Regions from separate parts of the Homo sapiens genome. Here region 1 is linked to region 2. Evidence: read pairs that join two places in POLR2A ChIA-PET (ENCODE). Cell type or tissue: CD4-positive, alpha-beta T cell. All regions are shown on one strand. Links, peaks and the distances in the headings refer to the core of each region. The heading gives the core; the rest is flanking DNA. Region 1 overlaps COPS3 (COP9 signalosome subunit 3). Region 2 overlaps MPRIP (myosin phosphatase Rho interacting protein).

Evidence for each region. Peaks named below come from ENCODE experiments on the same cell type or tissue, not always from the same donor. Only the 100,000 strongest peaks of a DNase experiment are listed, where the experiment ranks them.
Region 1: POLR2A ChIA-PET joins it to region 2 with 10 read pairs; 3 of 35 experiments call an interaction of 5 or more read pairs at or near these places.

The regions. Positions count from the first base shown.
Region 1 is chr17:17,256,053-17,265,675 of GRCh38, reverse strand. COPS3 (COP9 signalosome subunit 3) reads left to right here. Exons shown (of 12, transcript NM_003653.4): 6 at 695-874; 7 at 3,570-3,710; 8 at 5,202-5,375. Among named protein-coding and RNA genes, the nearest start is that of COPS3, 20 kb to the left of the region's middle. In CD4-positive, alpha-beta T cell, for the core only: no CTCF peak of the experiment used is centred there; no DNase peak of the experiment used is centred there.
Region 2 is chr17:17,171,824-17,181,446 of GRCh38, reverse strand. It overlaps MPRIP (myosin phosphatase Rho interacting protein), which reads right to left. Exons shown (of 24, transcript NM_001364716.4): 17 at 9,582-9,623; 18 at 8,632-8,749; 19 at 7,372-7,531; 20 at 6,035-6,154; 21 at 4,935-5,021; 22 at 4,035-4,197; 23 at 1,359-1,444. It also overlaps the pseudogene RN7SL775P. Among named protein-coding and RNA genes, the nearest start is that of PLD6, 30 kb to the left of the region's middle. RefSeq lists enhancers at 5,478-5,527, 8,555-9,214, 9,215-9,623. In CD4-positive, alpha-beta T cell, for the core only: no CTCF peak of the experiment used is centred there; DNase peaks (open chromatin) are centred at 1,946, 4,116, 4,896 and 5,276; H3K4me3 peaks cover 2,274 bases; H3K27ac peaks cover 6,443 bases.

The DNA.
Region 1 (9,623 bases), core at 653-8,652, 85 kb before region 2:
TGTAATCCTAGCACATTCGGAGGCCAAGGTGGACGGATCACTTGAGGTCAGGAGTTCGAGACCAGCCTGGCTAATGTGGTGAAACCCTGTCTCTACTAAAAATACAAAAATTAGCTGGGTGTGGTGGTGCACGCCTGTAATCCCAGCTACTCGGGAGGCTAATGCAGGAGAATCACTTGAACCCGGGAGGTGGAGGTTGCAGTGAGCTGAGATGACGCCACTGCACTCCAGCCTGTGTGACAGAGTGAGACTCCATTTCAAAAAAAAAAAAAAAGGTAATGCTGTTTTTTTCTGAATGGCTAAGAAAATGGAGTACAGGTTGACTATTCCTAATCTGAAAATTTGAAACCCAATCCAAAAATTTGAAACCCAAAATGCTCCAAAATCTGAAATCTTTAGAATGCCAACTTGGCACTCAAAGTGCTCATTGGAGCAATTGGATTTCAGGTTTTCAGATTAGGGATGCTTAACTGGTATGTATTCTGCAAATATTCCAAAATTTGAAACACTTGTGGTCCTAAGCATTTCAGATAGCAGATACATGAAATGTGTTGACATTTAGATAATTTTAGTCAATAAAATGTAAAACACAATTACATTATTTGGAAATTTCTGGAATCAATGAATTTTCTCCTTCTGCTAATACCTGCCTAAGTAAAATTAAAGTGATGATTTAATATCAATTTGTTCACAGCTTTGTTTGCTAGCAAAATGCTTTAAGCCTGCCCTTCCATATCTTGACGTGGATATGATGGATATCTGTAAAGAGAATGGAGCCTATGATGCAAAACACTTTTTATGTTACTATTATTATGGAGGGATGATCTATACTGGGCTGAAGAACTTTGAAAGAGCTCTCTACTTTTATGAACAGGTAATCTCTCTAAAAATTAGCTGAGGTTGTTCTGAACTTGTGTGATCAAAAAAGTGCTCCCATAGGTTTGTGGCTAGAGTGGTCTGATCCCAGGGCCTCCGTTTCAGGTGTTGGTCCTTTCAGAGACTACTTCTCTGTGATCATGTAAATAGTGGTAACCTGATCCCTAAGTTGAGGAGCAGCGCCAGTGCATAGAAGAGCACTTGTCTGGGGGTTCTAATCTAGGCTTGCACTTATACCTTATCTGATTTGGAATAAGTTATGACATCTCTTGACCTTTATAGCTTCCTTTGCATATAAGGAAGAGATTGAACTGAGTGATCTTGGTTGTGTCTTATTCTAAAACCATGTGTGGTATTTTGTTAAGTTTTATTTAATCAGTGAAACATTCTCTTGATTCAAAATTTAAAGGGTAGAAAGGAGTACACAGTAAAAGTCCCTCCCACCCTTTCTGTGTCTGTGTAATGAAACATAGTACACAATTTGGTAGAATATTCTGGAGGTTTACTCAGACTCTGAAAAAGAGATACACAATATTGATTAATAAACCACTTTACTTAAGGTAAATTAGTTAGATGTTCGTAAGTTCCTATTTAGTTCATAGCATGTATTAAGTAATAAAGGATATTTAAAACCTTCAGAGAGCTCGGTTTAGTTGGAATTCTAATACATAATACACATGCATACATGTACACACATCCGTGGCTCTGAACCATACCACAATGAGTGGTTGATGTGTCCTGTTGAGGGGACCTGAGGAGGGCCACCATAAGGTGCCAGTAGGCAGAGATGGTGTCATTAAAGCACGTGTCTAGTCAGGTTAAATCTTCAAGGTGGCTTCTCTTTAAGACTACGCATTCGGAAAATTATAAAAATGCACTTCGTAGCCACTGGATGCATTATCATTGCTGTAGCCAAATATAGTTAACTCATGAGCAAACTTGATCTTGAAATATCAGGATGAGTGGGTGTTAAAAAGGTAAGAGGCGTCCGAGTGCGGTGGCTCACGCCTGTAATCCCAGCACTTTGGGAGGCCGAGGCCGGCGGATCACCTGAGGTCGGGAGTTCGAGACCAGCCTGACCAACGTGGAGAAACCCCATCTCTACTAAAAATACAAAATTTAGCTGGGCATGGTGGTGCATGCCTGTAATCCTAGCTACTCAGGAGGCTGAAGCAGGAGAATTGCTTGAACCCAAGAGGCGGAGGTTGCAGTGAGCCGAGATCGTGCCATTGCACTCCAGCTTGGGCAACAAGAGCAAAACTCCATCTCAAAAAAAAAAAAAAAAAAAAGAAAAGGCAAGAGGCTGGGTGAGGTGGCTCACACCTGTAATCCCAGCACACTGGGAGGCCGAGGCAGGCAAATCGCCTGAGGTCAGGAATTCAAGACCAGCCTGGCCAACATGGTGAAAATGTCTCTACTAAAAATGCAAAAATTAGCTGGGCCTGGCAGCAGGCGCCTGTAATCCCAGCTACTCAGGAGACTGAGGCAGGAGAATCTCTTTTTTTTTTTTTTGAAATGGAGTCTTGCTCTGTCGCCCAGGCTGGAGTGCAGTGGCACGATCTCGGCTCACCGCAAGCTCCGCCTCCCGGGTTCACACCATTCTCCTGCCTCAGCCTCGTGACTAGCTGGAACTACAGGTGCCTGCCACCACACCTGGCTAATTTTTTGTATTTTTAGTAGAGATGGGGTTTCACCATGTTAGCCAGGATGGTCTTGATCTCCTGACCTCGTGATCCGCCCGCCTCGGCCTCCCAAATTGCTGGGATTACAGGCATGAGCCAACACGCCCAGCCAGGAGAATCTCTTGAACCAGGAGATGGAGGTTGCAGTGAGCCGGGATTGCGCCACTGCACTCCAGCCTGGGTAACAGAGACTCGTCCTCAAAAATAAAAAGACAAGAAAGTGGCCAGGCGTGGTGGCTCATGCCAGTAATCCTAGCACTTTGGGATGCTGAAGTGGGAGCATTGCTTGAGCTCAGGAGTACAAGACTGAACAACATAGTGAGCAACATAGGAGTCAGCCTGAGCAACATAGTGAGACTCCATTTCTACAAAAAATATTTTTTTTTTTGAGACGGAGTCTCGCTTTGTCGCCCAGGCTGGAGTGCAGTGGCGCAATCTCAGCTCACTGCAAGCTCCGCCTCCTGGGTTCACACCCTTCTCCTGCCTCAGCCTCCCAAGTAGCTGGGACTACAGGCGCCCACCACCACACCCGGCTAATTTTTTTGTATTTTTAGTAGAGATGGGGTTTCACTGTGTTAGCCAGGTTGGTCTCGATCCCCTGACCTCGTGATCCACCCACCTCGGCCTCTCAAAGTGCTGGGATTACAGGCATAAGCCACCGCGCCTGGCCTCTACAAAAAATTTTAAAATTAGTCAAGCATGGTGGCCCACTCCTATAGTCCCAGGTACTCAGGAGGCTGAGGCAGGAAGATTGCTTGAACCCAAGGAGTTTGAGGGTACAGTGAGCCATAATTACATCACTGCGCTCCAGCCTAGATGACAGAGCGAGACCCTGTCTCTAAAAAATGCATAAATAAAAATAAAATGAATTCTATCTCAATAAGGCTGTTATAAAAATAATGGGACATTTAAAAAGTATTATTGACTTATAATTAATGTGATACATGTGGTTGATTGTTGTTTGCTACTGTGGTATGTTCTCTTTACAGCAAGCATTCTTCTCTTGCCTAGGCTATAACTACTCCTGCCATGGCGGTCAGTCATATCATGTTGGAATCATATAAAAAGTATATTTTAGTGTCTTTGATATTACTTGGCAAAGTACAACAGCTACCAAAATATACATCTCAAATTGTGGGTAGATTCATTAAGGTAAGTTTTTTACATAAAACTGATTTCTTACGTGAGCATGTTGAGTATATAAAGAAATTGCAATGATACAGTTCTGTAACTTCGTTTTATACTGATTTAGCTCTCCTAGCAGCTTCAGGTGAGCAGACATTTATTGAATGTCTGCTACACATTCTCATTACCTGATTGGAATGGAATATTTCTCAGGAACCCGTTTTCAAACTTGTGCTCTAGATACTTACAGCTATAGATGTTTAAGCTCCTATAACAGTTGATTTTTTTTTTTTTCCCTAGAGACAGAGTCTCGCTATGTTGGCCAGGTTGGTGTTGAACTCCTGGCCTCAAGCAGTCCTTCTGCGTCTGCCTCCCAGAGTGCTGGGATTACAGGTGTGTGCCACTGAGCCTGGCCTTTATTTTGTTTTGTTATATTTTTCATTTTATTTATTTATTTATTTATTTAGAAATGGAGTTTTGCTCTTGTCACCAAAGCTGGAGTGCAGTGGCGTGATCTCAGCTCACTGCAACCTCTGCCTCCCGGGTTCAAGCGATTCTCCTGCCTTAGCCTCCCGAGTAGCTGGGACTACAGGTGTGTGCCACCATGCCCAGCTAATTTTTTGTATTTTTAGTGGAGATGTGGTTTCACCGTGTTAGCCAGGATTGTCTCGATCTCTTGACCTCGTGATCCACCCGCCTCGGCCTCCCAAAGTGCTGGGATTACAGGCGTGAGCCACCATGCCCGGCCCTGTCTTCCTTCTTGCTAGCAGAAGTAGCAGATTGTCCTGTTGCATCTGGTGAGGTGTGAGAAAGAGAGAGGGAGAGTTGGGAATGATGAATGTTTTGACTCCTTTCTTCTCTATATGATTTATCAGTAGAAAAACAGAAGCACTGATGAAGACGTGTGCCTTCACTAAATTCAGTGGGTTTTCACCTGCTGTGTTATTACTTGGTCTGTAGTACAAAATTTTGTGGAAAATGAATTACTCCATAGTGACTTTCTATCCCTGGTCTTAAAAACCAGGCATTTGCTTTGGGTAAATTATAATTTGTAGGGTAACAGTGTGTAGTTACCTGACAATATGGGATATACTTGCTTAAAAAATAGTATGTAAGTGTGTTTTTGCTTCCTATACACATTTGAGTCTTCTGAAGTTTGTTTGTTTGTTTTTGGTTTTTTTTTTTTTTTTGAGACGGAGTTTTGCTTTGTTGCCCAGGCTGGAGTGCAGTGGCACGATCTTGGCTCACTGCAACCTCCACCTCCTGGGTTCAAGCGATTCTCTTGCCTCAGCCTCCCAAGTAGCTGGGATTACAGGCATGTGCTATCACGCTCAGTTAATTTTGTATTTTTAGTAGAGACGGGGTTTCTTCATGTTGGTCAGGCTGGTGTTTAACCCCTGACCCCAGGTGATTTGTCCGCCTCGGCCTCCCAAAGTGTTGAGATTACAGGCGTGAGTCCCCACACCTGGCCTCTTCTGAAGTTTTAATCTGAATTTTTTCCCTCCTTTGCATCTTTAGCCTCTTAGCAATGCATACCACGAGTTAGCACAAGTGTATTCAACCAACAACCCCTCAGAACTCCGAAACCTGGTGAATAAGCACAGTGAAACCTTCACTCGCGATAACAACATGGGGCTGGTGAAGCAATGCTTGTCATCTCTTTATAAGAAGAATATTCAGAGGCTAACAAAGGTGAGGAAAGTGCCACCTTCACAGGGCAGCTCCTGACCCCCTGGGGGCCATGTTTCCCTTTCTCTCCCTTTTCAGAGCTGAGGAAGCAGGTACAGGGATAAAGCATGGCAGGATTTCTGTGCTGAGAGAGAACTCTCTTGTGATTGGCTTCTTAGAAAGAATTTGATGTATACCTTTGGTCTTTTCAGGGCTAGAGCAGGGTATTTGGAGCAGGTGAAGAGGAAGAAAGGTAGGAGACAAGGCTACATTGGGAGACAGTGAAAGGCAGCCTCAGAGAGGTCAGCAGCTCCAGCAGGGCAGATGAGGGATGCTAATGATGCAGACCTCAGTGCACTGTCACCAGCCTTGCAACCTGTCTGTTCTGTCTGTGCTGATCTCTATTAGAACATTTTTTTTTTTTCTCTCTTGACACAGTGCCTTGCTCTGTTGCCCAGGCTGGTGTGCAGTGGCGTGATTTCGGCTCATTGCACCCTCTGCCTCCTGAGCTCAAGTGATCTGCCCACCTCAGCCTCCCAAGCAGCTGGGACCACAGGTGTGAGCCACCACGCCCAGCTAATTTTTGTATTTTTTGTATAGACAAGGTTTTGCTATGTTGGCCAGGCGGTCTCGAACCCCTGTGCTCATGTGATCCACCTGCCTTGGCCTCCCAAACTGCTGGGATTACAGACATGAACCACCGCACCCAGCCAATGAGAACACCTTATGTGAACATAGTACTACTCGGACATTACCATTTAGGCCAGGGTTGTACAAACTTTGTGCAATTGACTTCTAGGATGTAAGCCAATTATATAATTTTTATTTTCTTCTAGGATGTAAGCCAATTCTATAATTTTTATTGTCAAGATGAAAATAACCTGCTAGGTTTTGACTATAGAAAATATGCTTAATGTCAAACGTTCAAACAGTACAGAAAAATAATGAAAAATGAAATTTTTTGTGTTTTAGGAAGGTATAGGCTGCAAGTTACAGGAATCCTGTAGCTCAACAAATAGAGGATTGCTTTTTTCTCTTGGGAAGTCTGGCCAGATATGCATAGTTCACAGCTGCTGAGAACACAGTGCATCTGTTCCTGTGCACATCCTTTGCCTTGTGTCAGCCATGGTGATGCATGGTTGGGGACGAGCCAAGGAACCAGAATAGGGTAGCTGTTTTTTTGCTAGGCTACCCAGCAATGGAAAAGGCTGATGGATTTGGCTACGTGAGGACTTAGGGGAGAGGTGACTTCCCCTAGCCCAATGGAGAAGCTAGAGAAGAGAGGTGGGTCGGGGTGGCCGTTGAGGTGGGCAGACCTCATACAAGGATAAAGGATCCTAAGGAGAAGAGGAAGGAAGGTGAGGAGAGGGTCAATGGGCAAGAAAAAGAATCCTTCCAAATACTCTAGAAAGACTAGCCATAGCTTCTAGAATAGAAGGAAATCAGTAGTGAATTTGTAAAAAGTTAATTTTTATGAGAGAAAAATGAAGAACGTGAAAGAGAAATCAAGTCAAAGATCAAAACCAGTGTAACTTGTGAGCCAGAAAAACCAGCTTGACCTACAGGTTTAAAAGACCAGGATCTAAGAGACTTAAATAACAAGCAGCCTAATTCTCTCCATAAAATTTTCTTTTTGGCCCAAGTGCCAACAGAACCATTCTAAGTAAATTTCTGTCTTTTGCCATCAAGAGGTAGCCATTAAAAAACAGCTGCCATTAAAAACACAAACTCTGTTTGTGACTAGTAATTGAAGTTTAGATAAAAGAACCCAAATGCTAACAAACATAAAAGATAGTACATGTTACAAAAGATGTTAAATTGCAAAATAGCAAATGAAAATTAAATAACGGTTTCAAAAATTAGCTGGGCGTGGTGGCACATACCTGTAATCCCAGCTACTTGGAAGGCTGAGGCAGGAGAATCATTTGAACCCAGGAGATAGAGGTTGCAGTGAGCCGAGATTGCACCACTGCACTCCAGTCTGGGGGACAAAGTGAGACTCCGTCTCAAAAAAAATTTTTTTTTGATCAAACAGGAAGAGTCTCAACTCGAAATGGTCTTTCCAGGGCTGGGGTAGTGACTCACAAAGTCATCAAGGTCCTGGGTCCTTCGTATGTTGACACGAAGTGGTGGATTGTGGTACACTGAGCTCACAAGCACTGCCTGCCAGAGGGACCTGGGGAGGGCTACCATAAGGTATGGTGGGCAGGAACCGTGTCTTTAAAGGACATAGCTAGTCAGAAGGTTACATCTGTGATAGTGGCTGCTCCATTTTTGGCATGATGTCCCAGTGCTAAAATGAAAAGAACGGGGAAACATCAAAGGATTTTTCTAGCCAAGTTTTTCTTACTAGAAAATCCAAAGAAGTCTCAACAGGTAGACTGTATCAGTAGGTGATGGCATGGCTGGGATGGAAGGCAGCTGGGGATGGGTTAAATCTGCCACCTCTCCCATTGAAATATTACTTTGTGTTAACATTTTAGTAGATGTTTTTCTTTTTCTTTTTCTTTTTCTTTTTTTTTTTTTTTGAGACGGAGTCTTGCTCTGTCTCCCAGGCTGGAGTGCAGTGGCTCGATCTCGGCTCACTGCAAGCTCCACCTCCCGGGTTCACGCCATTCTCCTGCCTCAGCCTCCCGAGTAGCTGGGACTACAGGTGCCCGCCACCACACCTGGCTAATTGTTTGTATTTTTAGTAGAGACGGGGTTTCACCGTGTTAGCTAGGATGGTCTCGATCTCCTGACCTCGTGATCCGCCCGCCTCAGCCTCCCAAAGTGCTGGGATTACAAGCATGAGCCACCACGCCCGGCCTAGTAGATGTTTTTCTAGGTTCCTCTTCTCTGTTTCTTTTCTATGTGTATGCATAGACTCTCCCAGTTATATGTAATTGGGGTCATACTCTACGTGCTATTCTTGACCCTGCTCTTTTGTTTGTTTGGTATTTTTTCTTTTTTTTTTTTTCTGTGACTGAGTCTCGCTCTGTTGTCCAGGCTGGAGTGCAGTGGTGCGATCTTTGCTCACTGCAGACTCTGCCTCCTGGGTTCAAGCGATTCTCCTGCCTCAACCTCCTGAGTAGCTGGGACTACAGGTGCACACCACCACACCTGGCTAATTTTTGTATTTTTAGTAGACACGGGGTTTCGCCATGTTGGCCAGGCTGGTCTCAAACTCCTGACTTTAAGTGATCTGCCCACTTTGGCCTCCCAAAGTGCTAAGATGACAGGTGTGAGCCACCGCGCCTGGCCTACTTTTACATTTTTTGTAGAGATGGGATCCCACTGTGTTGGTCAGGCTAGAATGTTGACTTTTGAGTCTTTGTTTGTGTTAAACTACTTGTGTACTTCTTAAAGTTAGCAGTAATTTCAATTTCTTGGGTACTATTCTCTGAACTAAAGTATATGTAGGTTTTAAAATTATTGGCTCATCAAGAATTTATGGCCAGGCACAGTGGCTTACCCCTGTACTTCCAGCACTTTGGGGAGCTGAGGCAGGAAGATACGTTGAAACCAGGAGCTTGAAACCAGTCTGGGCAACTAAGTAAGATCTCATCTCTACAAAAAATAAAACAATAAAATTAGCTGGGCACAGTGGTGCACACCTGTAGTCTCAGCTACTCAGGAGGCTGAAACAGGAGGTTCCCTTGAACTGCTATGAACTGTGATTGCGCCTCTGCACTCTAGCCTGGGCAACAGAGCAAGACTCCATCTCAAAAAAAAAAGGAATTTTCAAGATGAGGGTTTTAATATGCCCAGCTCTGAAAATGCCATTGTTGTAAATATTACCAGCTGCCATTAAGAATAGAGCTCTTTTAATATGTTTCTGAAAGGGGTCATTTTCATCAGATCCCAAGAGAGCAGTGGTAAACACTGGTTTCCCTCATCACAAGTGTGTAGCCTCTTTTATTTAACTCCCCCATTTGTTTAAAAATGTTAACTTTGAATTTTGAATGATGAATGTTATTTTTTCAATTATATTTAATAGATTATACATTTATAATACAAAATTCAAAAGATGAAAATCTTCATAATGATGTGCATACCTTGGATTCCTTTTCAGTTTACATATATATATAAAATTATTTTTCATTACTCCTCTAGGAAATTGACAAACCACTGGGTTCATCAGTTTTTATTTTTTTATTTTTTTTTGTGACAGAGTCTTGCTCAGTTGCCCAGGCTGGAGTGCAGTGGCGTGATCTTGGCTCACAACAAGCTCCACCTCCTGGGTTCACGCCATTCTCCTGCCTCAGCCTCCCAAGTAGCTGGGACTACAAG
Region 2 (9,623 bases), core at 1,184-9,183:
CAAGCCTCAGGATGAAGTCCTTCGGACGGCGGGGTGCTGTGGGTGTGCCTGAGAAAGGGCCAGCATGGGGAGGAAGACGTGGTTCTTGCTTTCCTCCATGTTCTCATTCCGGGATGAACGAGATCAAGCTACTGAGCCGGCAACTACTCATTCTCAGGGTGTCTCCCACCATGGGCCCTCCCCCACCTCCTCTCTGGCATAGGGCCTTCAATGGCACCTAGTGAGAAGCTTTTGTTTTATTAAAAAAAAAAATACTGGTAAATATTTCGCCCCTATTGCTTGTAGTTATCACGCTCTTCTGAACCATCTTCACCAAGCTCTAGTCCTGGTTTATCCATTCCTAGAATGACCACCCTGTTAGCCTTGACAGACAGAGGCCACTAAGTGGCTCACTAGGTGGGCGAGGCCTTTGGTGACGGTAGACTTCACTTGCCAGTGTGGACATCTGTAAATTCCACCTCGTGACAGAGGGCAAGACAAGTGTCCCCTGAGGGGGTGGAGTGAGTTCAGCCGTTGTGCACAGATTATCCAACATGCATGCTGATGGGTGCCTGGCTCTCTGCCTGCCCACCAGGCTAGAGGAGCACCTCACTGCCAGGGTCATCTCTGTTAAGAGGTTAGAGTGCCAATTAACTCCCCAGAGCAGGTTAAAGAAACCTCACTTGGATTTGGTATGTGTTTGTTGGAGCAGGATGAATTGAAATAAAGTAACCATGACACAGGCGTTTGCCATGGGGGTGTGAGCAGTGCATGCAGGCGGTGGGAGAGGCGGTTTACCTCCTGCATGGGCCGGGAAGCGGGTGCATTTCAGGTATCCCACGAGACCTGCTCAATTACGGACTGTCAGAGGAGAGAGCAGACATGAGACACACAACCAATCCCAAACACACGCGGTGCCGCTCCCACCTCCGCCCGCCCTCCTGTGCATGGCTGGCTCTGGACAGCACACTAAAGATGTACTGCTTCCTGGCTGGGGAACAAGAGCAGGCAGCATCATCTCTTGGAGGCGGCACCAGTGTCACAACAGTGATGTGCAAGGAACAACACAGGCACAGCTGACAGCAGGCCGACATGAGCAGGGCTGGGTGAAACCTGGCCTCGAGGCAGGAGCTGATCATGCCAAGCACTGCTCTTCACAGCCCTGGCCTGTCAGTGTCATTGCCAGGAGGTGGCTCCAAGACAGACACAGAGCTCAAAGCCACCAGAACCAGCCCAGCAGGGTGAGCTCGGGCTGGCTCAGTGCTGGGCCCTGGGGCTTTGGCAGCTGTGGCCCATGGGAGCACTCATACTTCAATTTGGGCTACTCTCCCCAGTGTCCCTCAAGCCCCTCCCACCAGGGGGCTGGACCCCAGACTCACCTTGGACCTGATGTTTCTGAGTTGCCGGGTGACACAGGATCTGTCTTTCTTCAAGAAGTCAGGGTTGCTTTTAGATTTCATTATATCTGCGGTATATAATGAAAACAAACAGACCTGTTACCTTTGCTTTCTAAAACCCTCTGGAACCAGACTAAATCCTGAAACATTTCCCAAGCTTCCTACTGCAGCATACTTAGGACAATTCCTTAAACAACTCTAAGGGAATTCAAAGCCAATAACCATAAAACATGCTAGATCTCTTCAGACCACCATAAAACACCAGCACAATGGGAGAATGTGTATGTGGGGCCCCGCCAGGGCTTCCTGCACTGTGACTGTAGCCCACAACAGCATTCCCTTCAAAGGGACTTGGTCCCCTCACTCTGGTGTGGGACCTCAATGCTGAGCAGACCCCTACCCCCATTATCCATGATTCTCTACCTTCCTCCTGGTAGCACAGGGCTGTCTAAAGCAAGATGATAAGGCCAAGGCCTTCTCATTGTCCACCCACCCAGATAGCAGTCCTTTAGGCTTCTTAGAAATGTCTACTTAAGTACCTGTAACACAAACAGATACTGAGTCATATCACACATCCTGTGCATGTGTGGGGTTTTTTGTTTTGCTTTTTTTTTTTTTTTTTGAGATGGAGTCTTGCTCTGTCGCCAGGCTGGAGTGCAGTGGCACAAACTCAGCAGCTCACTGCAACCTCTGCCTCCTGGGTTCAAGCGATTCTCCTGCCTCAGCCTCCCGAGTAGCTGGGACTACAGGTGCGTGCCACCATGTCCAGCTAATTTTTGTATTTTTAGTAGAGACGGGGTTTCACAATGTTGGCCAGACTGGTCTCGAACTCCTGACCTCGTGATCCACCCGCCTCAACCTCCCAAAGTGCTGGGATTACAGGCATGTGCCACCATGTCCAGCTAATTTTTGTATTTTTAGTAGAGACGGGGTTTCACAATGTTGGCCAGACTGGTCTCGAATTCCTGACCTCGTGATCCACCCGCCTCAACCTCCCAAAGTGCTGGGATTACAGGCGGGTGCCACCACGCCCGCCCTCTGTTTCTTTTAAGAGACAGATTCTTGCTGTGTTGCCCAGACTAGAATGCAGTGCCTATTCACAGGTGTGATTCCACCACAGGTCAGCACAGGTTTTTTTTTTCTTTTTTTTTTGAGGCAGGGTCTCATTCTGTCACCCAGGCTGGAGTGCAGCAGTGTAATCATGGCTCACTGCCATTTCCACCTGCTGGGCTTAAGTGATCCTCCCACCTCAGCCTCCCAAGTAGCGCTGGGACTACAGGTGCATGCCAGCAGTCCCAGCTAGTTTTTTTGTATTTTTTGTAGAGACAGGGTTTTGCCATGTTGCCCAGGCTGGTCTTGAACTTTTGAGATCAAGTGATCTGCCCACCTAGCTTCCCAAAGTGCTGGGATTACAGGTGTGAGCCACTGCACCTGGCCAGCACAGGAGTTTTGACCTCTTTCATTTTGACCTGAGCCAGTTCACCCCTCCTTAGGCAACCTGGTGATCCCCTACTCGCAGGAGGTCACCATATTGATGCCAAACTTAGTGTGGACACCTGATCGACTTAGCTTTGTGTGTGACTGCCTAGAACTCCTGGGCTCAAGTGATCCTCCCACCTCAGCCTCCTGGGTAGCCAGGCCTACCACCAAGCCTGACTACTCAAGGTATTTATGGAAAAATGAAGTCTTCCTCCCAGCATCTGTCAGTACATAATCACTATTCCTTGCCTGACAGAAAAAAAGTTGATTTTTTCTTTTTTGATATTAGTGAGCTAGCACATCTTTTCCTGTTTGTGCGTCTCTGTATAAAAAATCAAGATGAAGGTCAAATGAAATTATGTATAATCTGGCCAGGTGCAGTGGCTCACACCTGTAATCTCAGCACTTTGGGAGGCCAAGGTGGCTGGATCGCTTGAGCCCAGGAGTTTGAGATCAGTCTGAGCAACGTGGTGAAACTCTGTCTCTACTAAAAATACAAAAATTAGCCAGGTGTTTTGTGGTGCACTCCTGTAGTCCCAGCTACTGGGGAGGCTAAGGTGGGAGAATCCTTGAGCCTGGGAGGCGGAGGCTGCAGTGAAATCACGCCATTGCATTCCACCCTGGGCAACAGAGCAAGACCCAGTTTCAAAAAAAAAAAAAAAAAAATTACGTATGAGCTGAAAATGCTTGATAAAATGTTAACTCTTTCATCCTTCCTGCCATCTATTTTTTACAGGGTACCTAAATGTTTTTAGCCAAGAAAAAAAGGGCCAGTTCTGTTGTTCATTCCAGAAAGCAGGGAGCTCCCTCCCATTCTCCACTCTATGGCCTTTTACAGATATTATAGTCAAATCCTAGGATCAAGCAGCTAGTGAGAGCTACTTCTGCCCAGTGGTTGAGTTCTTTAGAAAAATAAGACTTGTTATTATTTCGAAAATATTATGCTGATACTATGGGTTCTCCCTAGAGCAATCAGCACAGCATCCACTGCTGCGATGGGGAGAGCAAGGCCTGTCTGGGGCAGCCGTGTGAAGCTGGTGCTCCTGCTCCACTGGGATGCCTGGGTCTACAAGCATCACTGGGACTCTTCTGCTTCAAGTCAAGCACCGGGAAACCTCTACGACCAAACCCCCATAAGCCCCCCAGCAATAACCGAGAGGGCATGACCCGAGGACGCACCATATCCGGACACCGTGGCACTGTCAGGGGACTTCTCCCCCAGTGCTTCCGTTGCAGCCTTGAGCTGCTCCTTCAACCTGCTGATGTCACAGTCAGCCTTAGCCTTCGCGATGCTGAGCTCTGTGTAGATGTCTTTGTACTTGTCACTTGCGTACTTCTTGTCCTTGGGAGTGAAATGACAGAGAATGGTAGTTACATCCAGGAAAGAGGAGCACATACAACATGGCCTGTCTTCCTGGGGACTGAACACGGTAGGGAGGCTTGCTGTGGGCGGAAGAGGAGGCTTGTTCACCTCTGTCTTCTAGAGGCAGACAGTGGACAGAGAGGAAAAACCACGGGGCCTAAGGACACGGGCACAGCCATCAGGACATGGCAGGATAATCTCCAGGCCCGGTGAGTGCAGGAGGCAGTTCCGGGATTGCCCGACCAGCCTGGTGTGGCCCTGAGTGCCCAGGCCCCTCCCTTGTGGGCTTCAGCCTGGAAATCCTCTCTGTGTCCTAGATTCCCTAGGTGACTGAGTGACCACCAATGATTCTGTCATCTCCCCTGACTCCAGGAGTCCCTGGAGGAGGCTGGTGGAAGCCAGGGGGCGGCTCAAATGGAAGTCAAGCCTTGCCTCACTTCACAGGCCTTTTCTCTGGAACATTCCTCCCAAGGCACACAAAAAGCACATACACACTGAAGCTGGAGCCAGGCCAGGCAGGTTGCTCATGTCCACGTTCCCACAGCACCTGCCTGCAGGCTGGTCTTTTAAGAGGGCTTGATTTTGGAAACCTCCTTCCTCACAAGAGTAAAATCTGCTTCAGAAGAGCCCGCGCTGAGCACCAGCCTGAGTTCAGGAGGCGCATGTCACCTAGAGCCTGTTCCCGTACCCGCCCTCCTGTGGTGCGGTGGCCTTACCCGCAGTGCCGTCTGCAGCTCATCCTTGAGGGAGCTAATCTCCTGTTTCAGGTACTGTATTTCCGATTCCTTTACCCGCAATAAGACCTAAAATGACAGAGAGATCAGGGACCAATATTCAGGAGCAAAGAAACCTCCAGAGTCTCCACAGCAGGCTGAAGCGTGCAGAGGGCTCTCCAATCACCAGTGAGCAGGGCAGCCTCGTGGTGCCCAATGCGGGCAAGCATCGTTTAAACACCGCTCACAGCTTCAGCCTCACATACAGAAACAGGAAGAGGAAGGAAATGGCCGTGATTCCTCCCAGTGCCAAGGACTCCCTCCTCAGCCTGGGGTGCTGTGAACTAGACCTGCTTGTCTCTGGGGACCAAGCCCGCGAGAATCAGGAAATGTTACCACTGACACTTGTGTCAGACTCACTCAGCCTCTCTTGCCCGCCCTTTTGGTAAAGCACTCATTTAGTACAAGGCACAGGCACAGCAGACAGCGGCCCAACACCTGGACTCGGGGCAGGAGCTGATCACACCAAGCACTGGTCCCTCCCAGCCTTGGCCTCTCAGTGTCACTGCCAGGAGGCGGCTCCACGACAGAGACAAAGCTCAAAGCCACCAGAACCAGCCCAGCTGGGTGAGCTCTGGCTGGCTGAGTGCTGAAATTTTAGCACATTTTAGGGTGAAATTTTAATTGAATGTGGAGAAATCTAAGTGCCTTCCTAAAAGGACACCCTATACTCCAGAATCCATCATTCTAACATAAAGCGAGCCTCCCTGACCTGAGCTGCAGCAGCCACATGGCTACAGAACGTGTCCTTTTGAGTGGTCAGTGTTTGTGGCATAGCAGAAATGGAGGGGAGTGGGTGGAGTGAGATGGGGTCAGGATCCCCACAGCCCCTCGAGGGCTCCACTCGGCTAGTGGCTCTCATGCCACCTGGCAGCTCACTGCTCCTCGCCGCCTTCGGGTGATTTGGATCTTCCTGGACCCTGTGACTCCTGCTGTCTCAGGTCTGTTCCTCCCACAACCCTGTAAGACAGGGGCCATGCTGCACTCCCCTGGGGTTCCTGGGTGCAGAGCTGAGTCAGGCAGGGCCTGGCTCCTGATGGTACCTCTAGTTCATAGGCATCCTTGCCCTGTGCAAGGGGTGACCCAGTGGCCTCCCCACCGCCGTCCCCAGTCAGCAGCGTCCGCAACCGTGTGATCTCTGCAGCCAGGCGGTTGTTCAGCTCCTGGGGGACAGCAACACAACAGTGACACTCCAGAGCTGCCTGGGGCCAAGTCGCATGACACAACCCGGGAAGGCCATTTCCCTAGGTTCTTTGTGTATCTGTGGAACTGCGTAGGCAGGATCCAATCGATAACCCTTAATTCCTTTCTGTCACAATAACTAGTGTCAATCTGTTCCATGGCTGGTCCCATCTGAGCTCCTGTGGGGTAATCTTTAAGCCACAGCAGCAGTGAGTGGACCCAGTCCTGCCTGAGCAGCCTCATACACAGCCCTGTGCAGCAGCCATGCCCCTTGGGAAGGCCTCAGGTGAGAAAGGGACTATGTTCCCAGCCCCAGGGGGTGTTTGTGCAGGGCAGGGTCATAGAGGGCTGTTTTAATTTGGTGCCCACAGAAAAGCCAATATTGAACGAATCCTGGCTTGAACCTTTCCATTAGCCAGGATTTAAATGCACCCCAATTAACTAAGGAGCAAGCAAATCTTTTTTTTTTTTTTTTTAGACGGAGTCTCGCTCTGTCACCCAGGCTCCGCCTCCCGAGTTCACACCATTCTCCTGCCTCAGCCTTCCCAGTAGATGGGACTATAGGCGCCCACCACCACACCCAGCTAATTTTTTGTATTTTTAGTAGAGATGGGGTTTCACCATGTTAGCCAGGATGGTCTCAATCCCTGACCTTGTGATCCGCCCGTCTTGGCCTCCCAAAGCGCTGGGATTACAGGCGTGAGCCACCGCGCCCGGACAGAGCAAGCAAATCTTAAGAAAAAAAATCTGACAAAAATAAATGTGAGCCGTAAGCCTGACCCTGAGAAGTGTCAGCTCAATCCCTGGGGGACAGGATCCTGGAGGATTGGGATGACCCTGCCAGGCCCTGCCCAGAAACAGTGAGCCAGAGGTTCAGAGGAGCACAGAGAAGACACCAAGACACCCGAGAGTCTCAGAAAGGGTCAAAGCAAGAGTGATGTCATGTGTAAGCAGGTGGTGCACGTGGCAGTACAGCGTTGCTCTAGCTATCCGCGGTGATGTTTCTGACAACACAGATGGCCACGCTGGGTGGCAGGGAGAAGCCCTGGGGCAGGTAACCACTCTGTGGTTCAGGGACCTTCATGCCACTTTGAGGGTGAGGCCTGGCTCCAGCTCCAGTGTGGACTCACCTGACTATGGGTCTACCTGACCTTGAGTGCCCCTGACTAACCTTGGGCTCACCTGGCTGCAGGCTCACCTGGTTGTGGGCATTGAGCTCCTGGTTCTCACGCTGGCACTGCCGCAGGGCCTGCCGCTCGGCCTCCAGCGCCTGGGCCAGATGGGCATTCTCCAGGCACTTCTGCGAGTACTGCTCCGAGAGGACCTCCAGTTCCCGCTGCACCGACTGCAGCTCCTCCCTGGGGAGAGGGCAGCACTCACTCCTCTGCCTGCTTCTGGACAAGGCCTCTCAGAGGCCGGTGTCCCTCCTTGACACCAGACACAGCCAAGCACAGGTCAGGCCCACACAGTCTGTTGTCTTAATCAGCCTGGGTCATACAGAGTAAGGGATCCCTTACAGAGATGGCCTCACGCCCCTCCCTGGTCCTTTCTCACAGTCTGACAGTCCTACAGCTAGCACTTCTCTGGGGATGCCAGTCAGGACAGAGTCCAGTCTGCAGCCACACAGAACCCCCATTTCTAGAACTCTCTTCTGACTCAGAATTTGTTTTCAGTAAACCCACTTTTGAAGCCATCTGTGTCTGACAGCCAGGACCAGGCTCTACACAAGACCCAAAAACCCAAGCTTCCTGAGGCTGTTCTGCCACCCTGGATCCAGGAGGGCCGTCCTCCTGCAGGTGAACCAGGGATGAGGGGCTTCCAGGTGGGCCACCCTGCTCTGACCAAGGTCAGCGTGAGCCTCTACAGGGTGCTGCTGACTGCTGCCAGCTCCTGAGGCAGGGCCCCTGGCTTCGGCTATGCTATAAAGGCTCCTGGTAGAGCCTGAGTGCCGTGAGGCTCATGGTGGCCAATCTGTGGGCTTCTGGCTGTGTCAATTCTACCAAGTGAAAAAAGTCTACAGCAGTTTTTCTGGTATTTTTCTATCCTGCCTGTGCAGAGGGAATCAGCACGTGTGGTTTTAAACCACAGTGCTAGTTCTCACTTCTGCCCTGTACGACCAAGCCCGGCTGCCTGGCTCCTGGTGGGCTAGCAGGGCAGCTGTCGAAGAACACATCTGGGCAGTTGCTGGGATCAGCCCTGGACAAGAGGGGAGTTTAAGATTTCGTTTGTTACATCTCGTTCTTGGCATTTCGAGGAACAGTCTCTCTGAATAAAGGAGGCCCCACTTGGGCCATATCCTGCACTGGACAAGAGGGCATCTGAGCTGCCCTCAGCACCCAGGGGCCCCAGGCCCCACTTCTGGAGGCCTCTGCAAAGACACAGGAAGGGCCCAGCTGTGGCCTGGTCAGCACCCCAGAGGGGCCCTCCCAAGGGCAGATGGGCAGGCCCAGCCACTTACAGGTACTGGCGCCGCAGGGCCTCAACATCCGAGTTGACGCTGCTGATCTGGGACCGCTGGCTCTTCTCCAGCTCCCGCTCCATTTCCTCCCGGTGGGCGTTCTTCATGGCTTCGATGGCTGCAGGCAAGGACACGGCCTCAGCACCGAGGGACCACGCCCTTCCTGCTGACAGGGGTGGGGGTGGGGAGCTCCACACAATGGGATGGCGCCTGCCACTGCTGATGCTTGCTTAGTCAATCAGCAGTTGGATTTTGCATGACAGGCTGGCCCCTCATGAACCAATTCTCTGAGGTGGGTGCAGGCTGGGAGAATTCTTCATGAACTCCCCCTGGAAGGAATGCACGTTTGGCTTTTTTTTTGGTGTTAGAAGAAAACCAAACTGATTAAATAAATGTCATTGTTAAATTCCAACATGAGTTTATAAAACAAGCAAGCTTTTGTGCTGGTGTATTTTCTTCCTTGGAACTAAATTAACAAACCACTGAGGTGGCGATTACATAAAGGGAAGGCAGCACAAGGCGGAGGGGACGTGCTTGTTTAGGGCCACCTGCCGGTGAAGCTACATATCTTCACGCTGACGGCAGGGGCATTCTGGCCAGAGGTGGTCCCACGTTGACAGGTGTCTGTCAGGGGGAAAGTCACTGGCTGGACTGACACTGGTCAGTCTACTTGTTGGAACTGGAAAGTCACAGGTTGGGACAGCTCCTTGTGTGCAGCCGGCCACGACGGGGCTGTCAGGGGTCGAAGTGTGCGCTCTCAGTTTACAAGCTCTCAAAAGGGACCTAAAATTGGCCTTTGCCTCAGAGTGAATAGTCAAAGAACCCTTCAACAATGAAGTTTACATCTCAGCCAAAAGGCAATTTAAAGGCTGCCATTCCTCTGAGTTGTGTGTCTAGCTCAAAAAAAGCTGGCCACCCACCCTGCCCTCAGGGTTACCCCACCCCCCAACCTGAGATGGTGGCCGCTGTCTCCTCGGCTAGGAGGCGGTCTT